Linked DNA regions of Mus musculus: region 2 is linked to region 1. Evidence: chromatin loops called from intact Hi-C (ENCODE). Cell type or tissue: heart. All regions are shown on one strand.

Evidence for each region. A loop is a pair of places that touch in the nucleus more often than their neighbours do. Peaks named below come from ENCODE experiments on the same cell type or tissue, not always from the same donor. Only the 100,000 strongest peaks of a DNase experiment are listed, where the experiment ranks them.
Region 2: a loop joins it to region 1, with 2.1 times the contacts of the local background. A loop is called at or near these places in 4 of 42 quality-filtered maps.

What each region holds. Positions count from the first base shown.
Region 1 is chr14:105,720,159-105,728,158 of GRCm38, forward strand. All of the region lies in intron 1 of Gm35967 (a long non-coding RNA gene), which reads right to left. Among named protein-coding and RNA genes, the nearest start is that of Gm35967, 4.2 kb to the right of the region's middle. In heart, no CTCF peak of the experiment used is centred here; no DNase peak of the experiment used is centred here.
Region 2 is chr14:105,591,488-105,599,487 of GRCm38, forward strand. 9330188P03Rik (RIKEN cDNA 9330188P03 gene) reads left to right here. Exons shown (of 3, transcript NR_102319.1): 2 at 1,205-1,812; 3 at 2,094-2,442. Among named protein-coding and RNA genes, the nearest start is that of 9330188P03Rik, 5.9 kb to the left of the region's middle. In heart, no CTCF peak of the experiment used is centred here; no DNase peak of the experiment used is centred here.

The sequences.
Region 1 (8,000 bases):
ATGTTATTATCTATTTCCAAAAAAATTTTGAGGGGAGAAAAAGCTTTTATTTATAGGATTAATTCAAGTAACATTTTGCTGTAAAAAAATAATAACAAAGAAGGTATAGAAGGATAGATGACTGTATAGCGATAATAAATGGTAGCTGAGAGAAGTTGGGGAGGGAGAGATCCATAGCATTGTACCTAGCCCATAATTTAAGAATTACTCTCTCATAAGTGAGTATTATTCTCATAAGAATGTACATGTTGGGGCCAGCAAGATGACAAGATAGCTCAGTGGGTAAAGGCACTCACTGCCAAGCTTGATGGCCTGTATCCAACATGGTAAATGGAGAAAGCCAACTCCCACAAGTTTGCCTCATACATACACATGCTCCCCCTAGCACATTCATGCCAACACATGAATGAATGAATGAATGAATGAATGAATGAATAAATAAATAAATAAATGTGTTTTTGAAGTTCTAAAGACATTTGAATAATAATTTCAAAAATCTAGAAAATGATTTTGAATATTTATGTTCTATAAGACCAATATTTAAGGCACTTTGTATTTCCAAACTTGGTTTTGTCTGCGTGAGTTTTCAGACACTGCTATCTTCTCTCCTCACCGGCATCATCTTTGCATCTTGATTGTTCAGTTTCTATCTTCCCACTGAGACGACAGAGTAAATCCTCTCTCTTCTTAACTGGGAATATCTCTGCTGCTCCTGGGTTAGTCTCTCTAACACTGCGTAACACTTTGCAGAGCTGAATTGCATTGTGGGTCATTTGTCTCCATCTTAGGATCTCACAGATCATAGGAGAGCCAACCTTAAAACACTGCTTTAATCAAACCAGTATAAACAGAGTCTAGTGCCAGACATAGAGACTGCACTGCCCAGGAATTCACTAGGGGTGTGGTGTGCCCTGGCAGGTGACTGGGGAGCTCCCAAGTGGTAGGTGGGCGATGAACTCTAAGCTATAGGACCAGATTTGATTTTCTGGAACTGGCAGGAGGGAAGTCGTCTTATTCTCATCTTTATCTAGCCAAAGAGTCTCAAAATGTTGAAGACATTTTTTTTTCAGTCACATACAATTCAGAAAGACGCCAGCGTGGCCAGATGGATAGTTTTCAGATCTACACTTGGGAAACACATGGTGCTTCTCTGAGGCAATTGTGTACTGTTTCTTTTAAAATAGCAGAAAGCATATGGGAATAGGAATGGATCTGTCAGCTACTATCAAGAGAATGGTGAAGCTTTTAAATAAATCAAATCAAACCTATAGGGTGACAAAATATCTTATCACATTTTGAAATTCTGAAGTTTTACATTTGTAGATATATTTACATTTTTTAATCTTTTTTTTTTTTTTCTTCACAGAAACCACAATCCCTGTTAGAGCTGTGGAGTCTGAGGCAAAGAATGAGAGAAGGTCAGGGCAGTAAGAAATTCTGTAGACATTACATAAATCAGCAACTGAGTCCCACTCTGTTATATTACAGGGTTCTCCCCCACTGAGGAACGCGTGTGTAGACCAGTTTTGATACTTCCTCCCACAGACTCTGCTTTCCTTCCTAAAGACAAACATACAAGCAGAAACATGAGATTTGCACATGTGAAAAGCGTGCTTCAGCTAAAGTAAACCAGGTATGATAGCTGCTGGTCCCCCAGTTACAGCAGCACAGAGCTGTAGAAAACTGCTCTCCCTGTGTGCTCTTAGCTCCTTCAGCAGGATGGCTCCCCACCAACTCTAACCACACTGCTTTCATGAATGGATTTCCTAACCAGGTCAAATCTCCTTAATGCTAGACTTAGAACTCCACCATACTCTTATGTTTTCTATGGCAATCTAGCTCTCCCTCAAATTGTTATTATGGGATTTGAAATGATTTAACTTCAAGGAAAATGATTTCATAGGGCAAAACCCAAGGAATTAAAGAAGCTTTAGATAGCAAGACTCTATTTTAGGAAAATATTTTTGTTCAAGGTGAATGACTTCCTTTGCCTTTTATCCATACAGGATCCTTGATCCCAGATAAAGCAAAAGCTCCGTTGGTGGCTTTGAAGTCACACGTTCGCCCTCCTGGGGCAAGACTGTATGTCATTCTTTTGGACTTCCACATACACAGAATTTGGTTTCCAAGATCTGTGTCCTGATAGTGTGAGTTTATTGGTGGGTGATAATTCTGGAAAACTGATATGAAGATCAGGTTGTCATTCCCACTTATTAATTTCTAGTGTAGGTATGATGGGCGTTATACGTGGTTGGAGTAGATATCATTCTCCCAAAATGTCTATGGGATCTAGGATGGCATAAATAGCAACAGAAGGAGGAAGAAAATCATCAAACCAAATGCACAGGGAAGTGTTCTATGAGTTTGGAAGAACATGAGTAATCATAGATGCTCAGTGTTCATAGGTACTTGACTGATATTTTTCTTATAATATTTCCAAAACAGTCCCTCGACACAGTAAGAAATGTTTTGATGTAAGTGTGCCAATCACACACCACGAGCACACGAAATTTTGTGTGTCTAAATGACACTAAATTATTCTCCACTCTTTCCTTCATTTTATCATAACAGCAGGCAGAAGCAGCGAGAAATTTCAAGATCACGTGTTCTTTGTTTTTAATCGTTCTTCAAATGAAACTGCATGCGATTCAAATCCTAATTTTGTGCTGTTTAAAGTCCAATAGAAGACACTTTTAATTAATTTTTAGTATCTGTTTTAATTTTAGAGCTGCAGTGTTCCCAAGACAGAAATAAAATTCCATTCATATCTTCAAATTACTGTTCTAAATTAAATCAAGAGCAAAAAGCTCAAGATTTGGAATAAGGAGTAGTTAATGTTTAGCCCTAAGGGGAATACTGGTAGCGGACTTCAAAGGCTCAGTGCCATGTGGGAGGTGGGACAGGAAGTGTGTGAGAGCCTGAAGACATGGGAAAAGGCTGTGTCCTGAGCTTAGCCTAGCCAATACAGTCTTATGCTCACAGCAGCTATGGCTGCCTGCAATAGGTCTATGTAAGCCTCTCACCAGTCAGTCATGGGTGGGACGAGATTCCTGGAGTCATATCCCTCTTTCCTGAAATTTGAATTTGACTATAATGGTGTCACCATCCACAGGTTTAAACCTTTTCCTACAACAGGAACAGGAAAATGGTTCTCTTTGTATCTAAAAGCACTGGCCTCGTGTTTTGCAGAGGCCTCTTTTTCTTTATAGATATTAATAATAATGAACCCCACTGTTTGTAAGCAACATTTATGGCCTACTCTCTACCCTACCTGGTCTGATGCTAAGGTCCAAGTTCAATGTGTCATATGGCTATCCAGAACATAACAGCTATAGCTTAAACCTCAGATCCCTACTTCAAAGCTGTTCTTTGGCCTTCCAGTTGGAATGACATCAGTTCAAAGACAAAAATCTGGTACATGCAAGTAGGCATTGCCATTTGTGATGTATCTGATGTGGATGAACGGTGACTCAGTAGATATCTAGGATCCAAAAATCCCAAGCATGGCAGCCTTGGGAATTTTGGCTACTGGGATTCCGGGTAGACTATTCCTGGAATGTCAAGGGCCCTGCTAAGGTTTGCCTGATCCGTCAATCATCTTTGAATGTCCTCCTATATGAGACCCTTTGCTCTCAATGAGGGAATCTGAAAGCTTTATAAGTAGAAAATCAAAACTGCCTTAAAACAAAACTAGCATAAAAATCAGAGTTAAATATCTTAAAACTAAGTATTAGATTTGAATTTTAGAGACATGATAAAATTATATTGAGTTGGATTTGTTTAAATTATTGCTTTTTTGTACTTAGTCATTGCATGACTTTAGATAATGACTCTAAGATAATGTGTCAAGGAGACATTTTGCTTTTTAAAGACATTTTGCTTCAAAGACACATTGCCTTTTTTGTTGTTGTTTTGTTTTGTTTTGTTTTTTTGAGGGTTTTTTTTTTTTTTTTTTTTTTTTTTTTGGTTTGTTTTTCTAGACAGGGTTTCTCTGTATAGCCCTGGCTGTCCTGGAACTCACTTTGTAGACCAGGCTGGCCTCGAACTCAGAAATCCGTCTTCCTCTGCCTCCCGAGTACTGGGATTAAAGGAGTGTGCCACCACGCCCAGCAATGACACATTGCTTTTTAAGGCAACAAGCTACAAACCTGTACATAGAGAAATGTTTAAGCATGAAAAACCAAAAGTTTTTCCAGTATCTGTAAATAGTGACATGTTGACTTTATAAGGCAAAAACATATAAAATCATGTTTACAAGGATTTATTTACGTAGATTCAGAATTGAATTCCCACTCTCTTTTCTAAAACCTTCCCTTCTGTGTTGTTGGGCTTGTCTATGATGCTCATCCTGGAAAGGAGAGGAAATTAGTGAGTTCCAAGCTCATGCAAGGCCCAGGTAGACGCCAACGTTCCTTAGGGAGCTTAGATGGTGAGCAGATTGATGTAGTTAACACAGAACAAAGGTGTAGGTAGAATGACACCCCCAAGAAACAAACAAATCACTGTGGAATAGTCCTTTTTTATCATGCCTGTTGAAGATCTTACTGAAAGCCAGGAGATTCCTCTAAGTTACTTGAGAAAAGGTAGTTTTTATTTTTTTAATTCCTAAAGCTTTAAGATATTCAAAACCAAGTTATATGTTAATATTTTTTAAAGATTTATTTATTTTTATGTATGTGAGTACATTGTAGCTGTTCAGATGGGTGAGCCATCATATGGTTGCTGCGAATTAAATTCGGGACCTCTGCTCACTCTGGTCTGCCCTGCTTGCTCAAACCAAAGATTTATTTATTATTGTATCTATTATTATTTATTATAGCTGTCTTCAGACACACCAGAAGAGGGCGTCAGATCTCATTTCAGATGGTTGTGAGCCACCATGTGGTTGCTGGAATTTGAACTCAGGACCTTCAGAAGAGCAGTCAGTGCTCTTAAATGCTGAACCATCTCTCCAGCCCATATGTTAATATTTTTTTACAGTTTCAAAGCTCATTTGAATTTCTTCAAATAGTGAGAGACATTAGATCTCTACAGTATCCCAATGAGAGACATGCTTCACAGGTGAACAACATTAGTAGCAGAAATATCAGTACTCTGTGCATAGAAAGCTGCTAAGTGGAAGACTGGATTTGAGCATCACGGGGTACACAGCCAAAGTCCAAGTTGTCCACCTCAAACACTAGGTAGCAGTTTGTAAGTTCACAATAATAATCATGGATTCTCCAACCATGATTAAATTTAGGGCTTTAACCACGTTTGGACCAGGTGACTTCCCAAAGTGCCTCTATCACCCCCACATTTCCACATTTCGTTTCATTGTAGCTGTTCTGGATAATTGTTTTAAAGATTGTGTTAGATTTTTCTATTCAAAATTCTAGTAGCCCAAGACAGAGACCGTCCGAACTGAAAAGGCACTGTCTTCACAGAGTCCCAAGACTCTATTCACCTTGGCGGGATATTATACCCAGATTGATTTTAGTCATCTTTCCTAAAGGGATTAATCACGGAATGGACTAAAGCTGGATTCGTCTGAACCGCACACAAGCCTGGCATCAAAAAACAGGGCAAGTGAGAGGGAGTGAAAAAGAGGTCGTGAGAGATTACAAAACCTAAAGCTTGTGGTAATTCCACTTATCTTCCTGTCTTCTTCCCGGGCCATACCCAGAGATCTAAACAACTCCTAACTTGACACCCCAGTTTTCTTGAGTTACAGACAGTTGCATTCCTTAAAACCGGTGACAGTCATGACGAGAAAGAAAAGCTTTTCAAGAGGAAGCAGCTGTCAAGGGTGACTAGACTGGAAATTTTACTTCTCTTGACAGCGGTTTTGACTCTAATGGATTAACCTCCGGGATTATTGTTTGCCTACTTTTGTCTCTTGCTACCTCTCCCTTTGAAAGAAATGTCTGGGACACCGTGATGTTCTTTTGTCTGGATTTGGTTGTCACAATGGAAAGGGGAGTGCCACCGGTGTCAAGCAAGTGAAAGTCTTGCGTGATTCTGAACACCTTACAGCGCCCAGTGGTGCTTCACCCCACGAAACATGATTCAGCACAGGAAGATCACATTTGAGAACTCCTGTGTTTCCCCCTTCCTTCCAAATATCAGAACAAAATGTGGGCTAAATACAATGCTGGTTTTGTGATGTTCTGGAATATCTCAACTAGTGCTCCTATCACAATCAACATCTTTAGAGAAGATTCAAAAGTGGGCACTGCATCCTTCTGTAGACGAAATCTGCTTCCACGCTTAAAACTGTGTGTTTTTAGGTGAGGAGAAGTAGAAACCTAGGTGCCACCAACTTAGACGGGAGACCTAGAAGTGAAAACTGCTTGCTTCCTTATGATAATGGCAACTTGCCACTATTAAAGTCACCCTCCACTGTACCTGCATATTCTAATTAACCCAGCATGATTTCCATCAGTTCTCGTGGCGGCGTGCCTCAATCCCTGAAGATGTGAGTTTAATTGGTCTCTGTGGGTTAATTCAAGAAATATAGGCAGGCATTTATTTTCAACCTCAATCCTAGAAAGGACTAGGGTACTCAGGAACAGATGCAGCTCTGACCTGAAACCAAACACTTAGTGCTGACTCCTGATTGTCCCAGAGTCTGGTTAGTGAATCAGAACAGGATGTAAAGGCCATCTATCAGCTGGCTCAACCCTCCCTGAAAGGTGAAGTCAGCGGGTCCAGTCCAATGGGAGCACGCATTTGTCTGCCCATTGTGAACTCTTACGTTATTCTTCTCCTTTGCCCGTTTTAATACACTGCTCATTGTGAAACTTTGGAGAAATGGGATGATGTAAAGGATTACATATTCAATTTCACCAGACACCTTTTTTGTTCCTTCAAAGAACTGTGCTAGTTCTACTTAATGGACTATTCAGCTAGAAATAAAAATCAGTATCGAAAAAATAGGATCCCGGATGCCACAAGAATCTGAGAAAGGTCTCATAGACCTTGGTTTTCTCACAGTCAAAACAGAGAGGCTCTCTCCATTTCTCCCCTTCTTTTTCTTCCTTTTCTTCTTTTTCTCTTCTTCTTCTCCTCCTCCTCCTCCTCCTTCTTCTTGAGACAGGATCTTACCATGTAGCCCCAGATGGCCTAGAATACTCCCAAGTAGTCTAGACTGGTCTTGAACTCACAAAGCTCTGCCTGCCTTTGAGTCTCCAATGTGGAATTAAATGTGTGCTCTGCAATGCCAAGCTTTAGCCCTTCATTCTAGTTGAGTGAATAAATTCCAAGTTCAGTGAGAAACCATGTCTCAAAAAGGACCTTTGTTTACTTCCCAGTGTCCACATGGCAGCTTACCACTGTCTCTATAACTCGAGATTCAGGGGGTCCAGCACCCTTTTGTTGACTCTATAGGCACCAAGTGTGTGTCTAGTGTACTTATGAACATGCAGACAAAACATACATATAAATAAAAATAAATCAATCTTTTAAAAGAAAGTAGGGTGGAAAACAACAGACATAAACACCTAATATCAGCCACTGGTTTCCACACGCATGTTCATACCCAAGCAGGTACATCCGCATGCATGTGTGCACACACATGTACAAATAAACACAACCTCTCAGATCATGCTCAAAACCTAGAGCAAAAGAAACATGCAACTTCATTAGAAAACCTTGGGCCCTTTGACACACAAAAGACCCGATTCTTTGAGGCTCTTTGTAGTTTTTATGTTTATCACTGTCTTCTTCAGAAGTATGATACACAAAAGTTCTAAGAAGTCACAACTGTGAGAAAACAGCATGATCACTTGTTAAAGTAAACAGGCAGATCTAAGGTTAATACTTTTTTTTTGTCGAGTGTGTGCTTCCTGGATGTTATATTTTTTGGGGGGGGGGGTTCAAGACAGGGTTTCTCTGTATAGCTCTGGCTGTCCTGGAACTCACTTTGTAGACCAGGCTGGCCTCGAACTCAGAAATCTGCCTGCCTCTGTCTCCGAGTGCTGGGATTAAAGGAGTACGCCGCCACACCCGGCCTTGGATGT
Region 2 (8,000 bases), 130 kb before region 1:
AGCCAGTTCCACAGCTGCCCTTCACGATTATGGTAGACTTAAGTCTATATCCACTGAGGGTCTTAAGTAGAGACTGTGTTGGAGGGAACGGATCGAACATTGGGGTTTTCTCAAAAGATTACATGGGACTCCTCAGGTAAAACTGCCTGAGCCTCTCCTTCCTGACGCAGTGCACACCAGGTCTCAGGAAACAGCAGGTCTTAATTAGCCCTCCAGTTTATAGTTTCACCTGAAAAAATACATTTAAAAAAAATCATATATAGTTGGCTGTCGAGATTTTTCAAGTCAATAAATTCTTGCTAATTAATCACATTAACGGTACTCCTTAAAAGTTGAAACAGAATCAGAAAACAAACCAAAATCCCCATAAATATCCTACATAAAGGCCTATTCACAGATCCTTTTTCAGTTTGGAAGACTTTTACAAGTGTTTTTCCCTTCCTGACAGGACACACGCATGCACAGGCACATGCACGCACACACGCACACACACACACACACACACACACACACACACCTACTGTGTCACTCACCATAGCTGTTACTATCTGCACAGGAAGGTGGTTCTGGGAACAGATTTTGATACCTCAGGACATCACCGTAATTGCCTTAGTGCTTAAGTGTTCCTACTTGGGACTGGTTTAAAGGATAAGAACTCAGAAACGTTGGGAGCAAAGTTACTTGTCTCAGAGTCCCCTCCCCAGAAAGATAATCATATGAAAAGATGTTCAGCTGGGAACACAGAGGGGATGGTGGATGTCTTGCTTACCATCTGCAAAAGGACCCTAATTCTTAGCATGTGCTTGCTCCTCTAATATTCTGTCTGATGCCTTGATCTGTAACAGAACACAATGTCCCAAAGCAGGGTTGTTTAAATCCACTTTAGAAACATAGCCAAACAGATCCAAATTTCCACCTCTCTCCACGGTGTGTGTCCTGAGACTAATGTTGCCAATGGTCATTAAAACGGCTTCTCCTGAGCTAGAGAGGTGGCCCCATGGGTGCAAGCACAAGCTGCTCTTGCAGAGGATCCATGAACGGTTCCCAGCAGCCAAATCCTACAGCTTAATCCAGCTCCAGGTAGATCTGCCTCAGCCTGCATGTACCCTATAGACAGACAAACAGACACACACACATGAAAATAACTTTCCAAACTTGTAAACCATAGTTCTTCAATTTTTTTTATTTGTTTGTTTCCATCGAGTGTGCTGTGATTTAGAATTCTTAGCTGGAGCTGCCCCACCCACCACGACAATCTGAGACTTGGAATCTGAACCTGGAGTTGGAAGCAGAACTTTAGATCAGTGTGATGCTCCTCCTGCACAGAGGCTTCTTGTGGTAGACGTCAGTCAACACTGAAACCCACAGCTCATCAACACTCAGAGAAAAGGAGACCTTGAGACCCTGAATCCTACGTGACATGTTTATATTATATCCCTCATTTCGAAGCTAACGTGTCTACATAGAAGAGGAGGCAGAAAGATTGTAAGAATCAGAAGCAATGGATGGTTTCAAAGAAAGAATGTCTTCCAGACATAGCAGAGCAGATGCACGTATGACCTCACAGAGACTGTGGTAGCATGCACAAGACCCGCACAAACTCAAGCTAGACATAATCTCGGCACACAGGAGGGTAGGCACGACATCCCGTTTCCTGCTGCTGGGAGACAGACAGTGAACTGTCTTCCACAGGATGGCCACACTCTGGACAAACCCCTCTCTCGTGACAGTAGCCAGCCAACACAACCTGGACTCCATGGGTTTTATTTTGTATTTATGGTGAGGGTCGGGGGAGAAAGCACAAGAAGTTAGGTGAGTCAGGAGGCAGGGAGGGCATGGGAGGAGCTGGGGAGGGGAATGAATATGATCAAAATATACATAAAGAATTATCAAAGAGTAAAAAATAAACTTAAAAACCTTAGCTGTTGTTTCTCTGTAGCTGTAGGATTTCTGAATGTGGGTCATTTTTTAAACGGATCAGTTAACCTCAGTTATTTATTAGTTTTGACAAACAACCAATTTTATATCGTTGAAGCAGGATGGCAAGAGCTTTAGAAAACCTCTGATTTTGTTTTGGTTTGGTTTTTTTGCAGTGTGAAGGATCAAACCCAGGACCGTGTTCAGGCTAAGCAAGCATCCAACCACTGCGCTACATCAGAAGCCCTTTTTTTGTGACTGGCTCTCTCTATGTAAAGCTGACCTTGAACTTCCTCTGTACTCCACATTGACCTGGAAACTGTCCTCTCTCTACCTACATAGTGCTTGGATTATAGCTGTGACCACCTCAGGTGAACATGCTTTCATTTCTTCTGATACTTTTACATGTTATTATCAAGATGGCCTAACTCTAATTTTCCATTTCTGTAGGGGAAAATGTCTATAAACATTTCAGCTCAATAAATAGTTGATTGTGGTGGAAATAAAACTTTTTTTTTTATTCCCATGTAGACATTTTAGGATTAATGATTTTATAGTATATAAAAAGGAAAAAATAGCTGTACTTAATTATAAACAATTGTCTTTGGATGTCTTTCATGAATTTGACTCTTCACTGACAGAGGTTTAATTCCTTTGTCTTCTTGCTTCTCTTCCTAGTGTATCACTATGAGTTATAATGCCATCCATTTAAGGTATGATGCTGTAACAAGGCTCTTCACATGCTCCCAACTAAACCTCTGACTGTTTAATATGGATAAAGCATTGCAATTCATTTTCTTCAACTTAGAAATTCAGAGAGTTCAATTGTTTACTTACTCAGTCAACTTCCACTGAGGGTCAACGTCAAGCCAACATTTGACTATGTGCTGTTAATACAAAAATAAGTAGCACTCATTGTCTCTTGGGTATTGTGTGGTCAGACTTATAGGAGACTGGAATGGTGATGAGACATACAAATATATTTCCCTTTATTCATAGAAGGTATCAAGAAGCAAAGTGAATACCATGGGGAACAGTTCACAGTAATTCCAGTTAGGAGCCTAAGAAAGAAGACTGCCAGAGCCTGACAAATACAGATGCGGATGCTCACAGCCAATCATTGAACTGAGCACGGGGACCACATGGAGGAGTTAGAAAGAACTGAAGAAGCTGAAGGGGTTTGCAACTCCATAGGAAGAACAACAATGTGAACTAACCAGACCCACCAGAGCTCCCAGGAACTAAACCGCCAACCAAAGTGTACACATGGAGGGACGCATGGCTCCAGCCGCATATGTAGCGAGGATGGCCTTGTCAGGCATCAATGGGAGGGGAGGCCCTTGGTCCTGAGAAAGCTTGATGCCCCAGTGTAGGGGAATGCCAGGGCAGGGAGGCGGGAGTGGGTGGGTGGGTGGTGGAGCACCCTCACAGAAGCAGGGAGAGGGAGGATGGGATAGGGGATTTCCAGAGGGGAAACCAGGAAAGGGGATTACATTTGAAACGTAAATAAAGAAAATATCCAATAAAAGAAAAGAAAAAAAAGAGAGAGGGCTTTGGAGGGATGGAACAGCACTGGCTATTCTTCTAGAGGGCACCTACCTGATGGCTCACCACTGTCGGCCATTCTGATTCTGCAGGGTCCCATGCCCTCTTCTTGCCCCTATGGACACCACACTCACATGGTACATATTTACACATGCAACCAAAATATCCCTACATTTAAAAGTAAATAACATCTAAAAGAGGGAAAGAGAAATAGGAAAGGTCTTTTGCCATCCCCTATCTTGTAGAAGACATACAGAAAGTGAGAGATGACATGTAGCTGAGATGCAGTGTACGAAGGCCTGGATCATGGCTGGACTGTGAGAGACCAGGGGGACATCAGCTACTTAAAGTCACAAACAGGTGCCGAAAGGATAGAGATCAATACAGAGACAGGTAAAGTGTGTTCCCTTTAGTTGAGGGCTAGTCCAAAGAGAAGTGGGGGACTGCTTTAACTCCAGGAGACTGGCTATGATGTTGCCTGAATAGACAAGATCCTTCTTATACTTACCTCACTTAGGGAGCTGGGACTCCGGTGAGACAGTCAGGTGGGGAGTTTCTTTCTTTCTTTTTTTTAAATATTTTTTTATTAGGTATTTTCCTCATTTAAATTTCCAATGCTATCCGAAAAGTCCCCCATACCCTCCCCCCCACTCCCCTACCCACCCACTCCCACTTTTTGGCCCTGGCATTCCCCTGTACTGGGGCATATAAAGTTTGCAAGTCCAATGGGCCTCTCTTTCCAGTGATGGCCGACTAGGCCATCTTTTGATACATATGCAGCTAGAGTCCAGAGCTCCGGGGTACTGGTTAGTTCATAATGTTGTTCCACCTATAGGGTTGCAGACCCTTTAGCTCCTTGGGTACTTTCTCTAGCTCCTCCATTGGGGGCCCTGTGATCCATCCATTAGCTGACTGTGAGCATCCACTTCTGTGTTTGCTAGGCCCCGGCATTGTCTCACAAGAGACAGCTATATCTGGGTCCTTTCAGCAAAATCTTGCTAGTATATGCAATGGTGTCAGCGTTTGGGAGCTGATTATGGGATGGATCCCCGGATATGGCAGTCTCTAGATGGTCCATCCTTTCGTCTCAGCTCCAAACTTTGTCTTTGTAACTCCTTCCATGGGTGTTTTGTTCCCATTTCTAGGGGAGTTTCTACTTCAATGGAGTCCTTGCTAGAGAAGGCCGAAATAACCTAAGAGATTAAAACAAAACAAAACAAAGCAACCCTCTGAGGTGTTAGGTTCAGTGTTTTTCTGCTCCCAAATCATTACAGTTGAGAAGGAAGCAAAGTTTGAAATTGACTATGTGCACAAGTCCTGCAATATAAGGTACAGATACATTGCATTTTATGATGAAACAAAAATAGCTTTTTATGGTATATTCTAGTCTTTCACCTCTTCCAATCACTATTTTATTATTTCATTTTATGTGAGAAGATGAGAAAAGGTGTTGGGGTCTGCAATACATCCTGATCTGCAGGTGAGAAATTTGAAGTTTAGTGAGGTTAGGTGGCACCTCTTTGTCTAGAAAATGGAGATATGGTAGTGCTGGCCTGAAATCTCATGGGTTTTTAAAATCTTTTATTTGCTTGTTATTTCTTTACTTTTGAGGTTCAAATAACAATAGAAAAGTTCTGTGGAGATTTGAATTTAGAATTTAAATGCAGATGAAGTGAGACGCTTCGGTGAATGCCATCAAAGCAACTAGGAGACTAGGAAGGTTGAGAGGTTACAGATAAATGCTTCATTGTGTAAGAATATTTCTAGGAATGTTTTGATAAATCCAATTCACACATGAAATGGACTCACAGTGAGCCTCATGTTAACTGGCATGTAAGGAGCTACAATTGGATTTGATAAATAAATATTTTTTTATTCTTGTATCAGAAGGAAAGAGAGAGAGAGAGAGAGAGAGAGAGAGAGAGAGAGAAAGGGAGGAAGGAAGGAAGGAAGGAAGAAAGAAAGAAAGAAAGAAAGAAAGAAAGAAAGAAAGAAAGAAAGAAAGAAAGAGAGAAAGAAAGGAAGGAAGAAAGAAAGGGAAAAGAAAGGGAAAAGAAAGGAAGGCAGGCCTCCAGTGTTGGCCATTCTATTGAAGCTATCTCTTCTTCACTTGAAGAACCTTAAGTATTATAGGAGAGGTATTAGACATTTTTTCCTTGAAGTTCAGATTTATACTTTTCAGGTATTTTAAATATTACAAACGATTAAATGGTTGCACACATCTAAAGACCATAATTTTATCTACACACACAACTTTTGTAGAACAGTAGAAATAACGCTGCTAAAATTATCATAAGATAATTTTATCTTAATAAAATAGCTCTGAGTCTATTTTGTTGAAGGCATGTTAGTTACAGCACCTGCTCTTACTTTTTGAATGAGGTCTTTGAACATTATTTTCCCTCTGTAAGAAAGTTCTTCCTAGAGCTTTGGAATAATCTCTTATACCAAGGCCCAGAATCAGTGCTTTCACTTCAGTAAGCCTTCTTTAATGGTGCCATTTGAAAACAGCCTAATTTTAACTTTCTTTATATTTCATGCCATACTTTATAATTATTTGAGGAATAATAGCTATAAATAATGCTACATTTAGTATTGCCAATGAGTATAAATTGGTCCAACCACTTTAGGAAGCTGAAATTTAGTATTCTCTCTAACACTGGCCTTTAGTCTAGAAATCCCTATTTGTATGTATAGAGCTTTTAGAAGCTGCGACAGAACCCCAAAGAAACACACATAAGGGCATGCCTCTGGTTTGGTGACTCATGCTGTAATCCAGTGCTCAGAAGGTGGAGACAGGGATACCAGGAGTTTATGACCAGCTAGGACGACATAGCAAGTTTGAGGCCAATCTGCAGTACTAAGACCCTGTCTCAAAGAAACACACACACACTCCCAGGCTGCCTCTGTCTCCCTCTGTCTCTTTCCCTTTCTCTGCCCCTCTCTCTTTCTCTCTTTCATGAACAGACGCACACATGCATGCACATACACAAAATAACCCAGAAAAACACAACAAGAAAGAGTAGTGTTCTTAGCATTATAGTATTTATATAAACTATTTGATTTGTATCAGTTTCAGAATTTCACAAAACTTTCAAAAATTGTATTTTTCTTGAACTTATGTATTATCATTAGAGAACAGTATTTGGTTTTTGTTTTATGGTTCTGTGTGTGTGTGAGTGTGTGTGTGTTTAAGACAGGGTCTTACTACATAGCTCTCTCTTGCCTGAAATTTGCTAGAGAGACCAGGCTGGCCCACACAGACCAGCCTCCTGAGTACTAGAACCAAGACAGGTACCACCATACCCAGCTGAGAAAAGTTTTTATGACACACATTTTCTGAGGAAAATTGGCATTTCCTTTATGACTTGATGCCCATGTGATTTCCAGAAATGATCTATGTGTTGTATTTTTTTCTTTTTTCTTTTCTTTCTATTTTTTTTTTTTTGTTTGTTTCTCCAGAGTTTTCTATAGATCTATCAGAACAACTTTACAACTTAATCCACTTGGCTGTGAGCCAATCTTTCCCTTCCCACTACAACAAACAATCTCTCTCTCTCTCTCTCTCTCTCTCTCTCTCTCTCTCTCTCATCCTGTTCCTTCTCTGACTGGTAATTTAAATATCTAATATGCTAAAAGCAGCGAGGTCTAACTCAACCTTTGGGCTCCCACTCCCCTTCTCACAGAATGGCATGGCTGGACTTTTGTTTGTTATTGAAGAGCGAGCTCGTTCTTTTCCAGTTCTGTACCTCAGGTGGCCGGAGACCTGCATGAAGAATGTGGTCTTCCCTGGTGGGCACTCTCGAATTTGGCTACACATTTTTTCATCCCCCCAGGGCTTCTCAGACCAGGTAAAAGGCACGTGTGTCTGATTGTTTTTATGCTTAGATGAAAGCTGACCTCTGCTGCAGATTCTGGCTGGCTTTTCTTCCCCCTCAGTGTTTTATGGAAACCAACAACTGTAAAACAGGAACTGTAACTCCGTAGTTGTTTTTGCTTTCCAATGGGTTTTTCTAATTTACTGTTTTGTTGTTGAACCGACTCCCCAGATCCTGAGTTCATGTGAAGGAGTTCTTAATTCCAAACTCTGCATTTTGTTTTCAAAGGGCCATTGCAACCAGTACTTCATTCTATTTTTAAAACTAAACCTTTAAGATACAAAGCTTTTCTAAAACTATATATGTTGCCCTATTGGTCTTGGGTTAGCTTCCTGGTTGCTGTCTGTTTGAATCCATGTGTATTTCATATATTATTTGGTTAAAAAATGTATGCATATCTCAGGGTCTGTACTAACACACTGATTTAATATTGATGTGACATATTTTATTTAACTTTTTTACATTGACTTGTTTATTTGGGGTAATATGTGTACACACGTGAAAGAAACAAAGAGACAGAAAAAGGATGCAGAGACAGCCGATGATGCGCATGCCCGAGGTCAGAGGCCGGGTGAGCATCAGTTCGGTCTAGCATGTGGGTTTTAGAGATTGAACTCAGATCTCCGGCCTTGATGGCAGGAGCCTTTACATACTGCACTG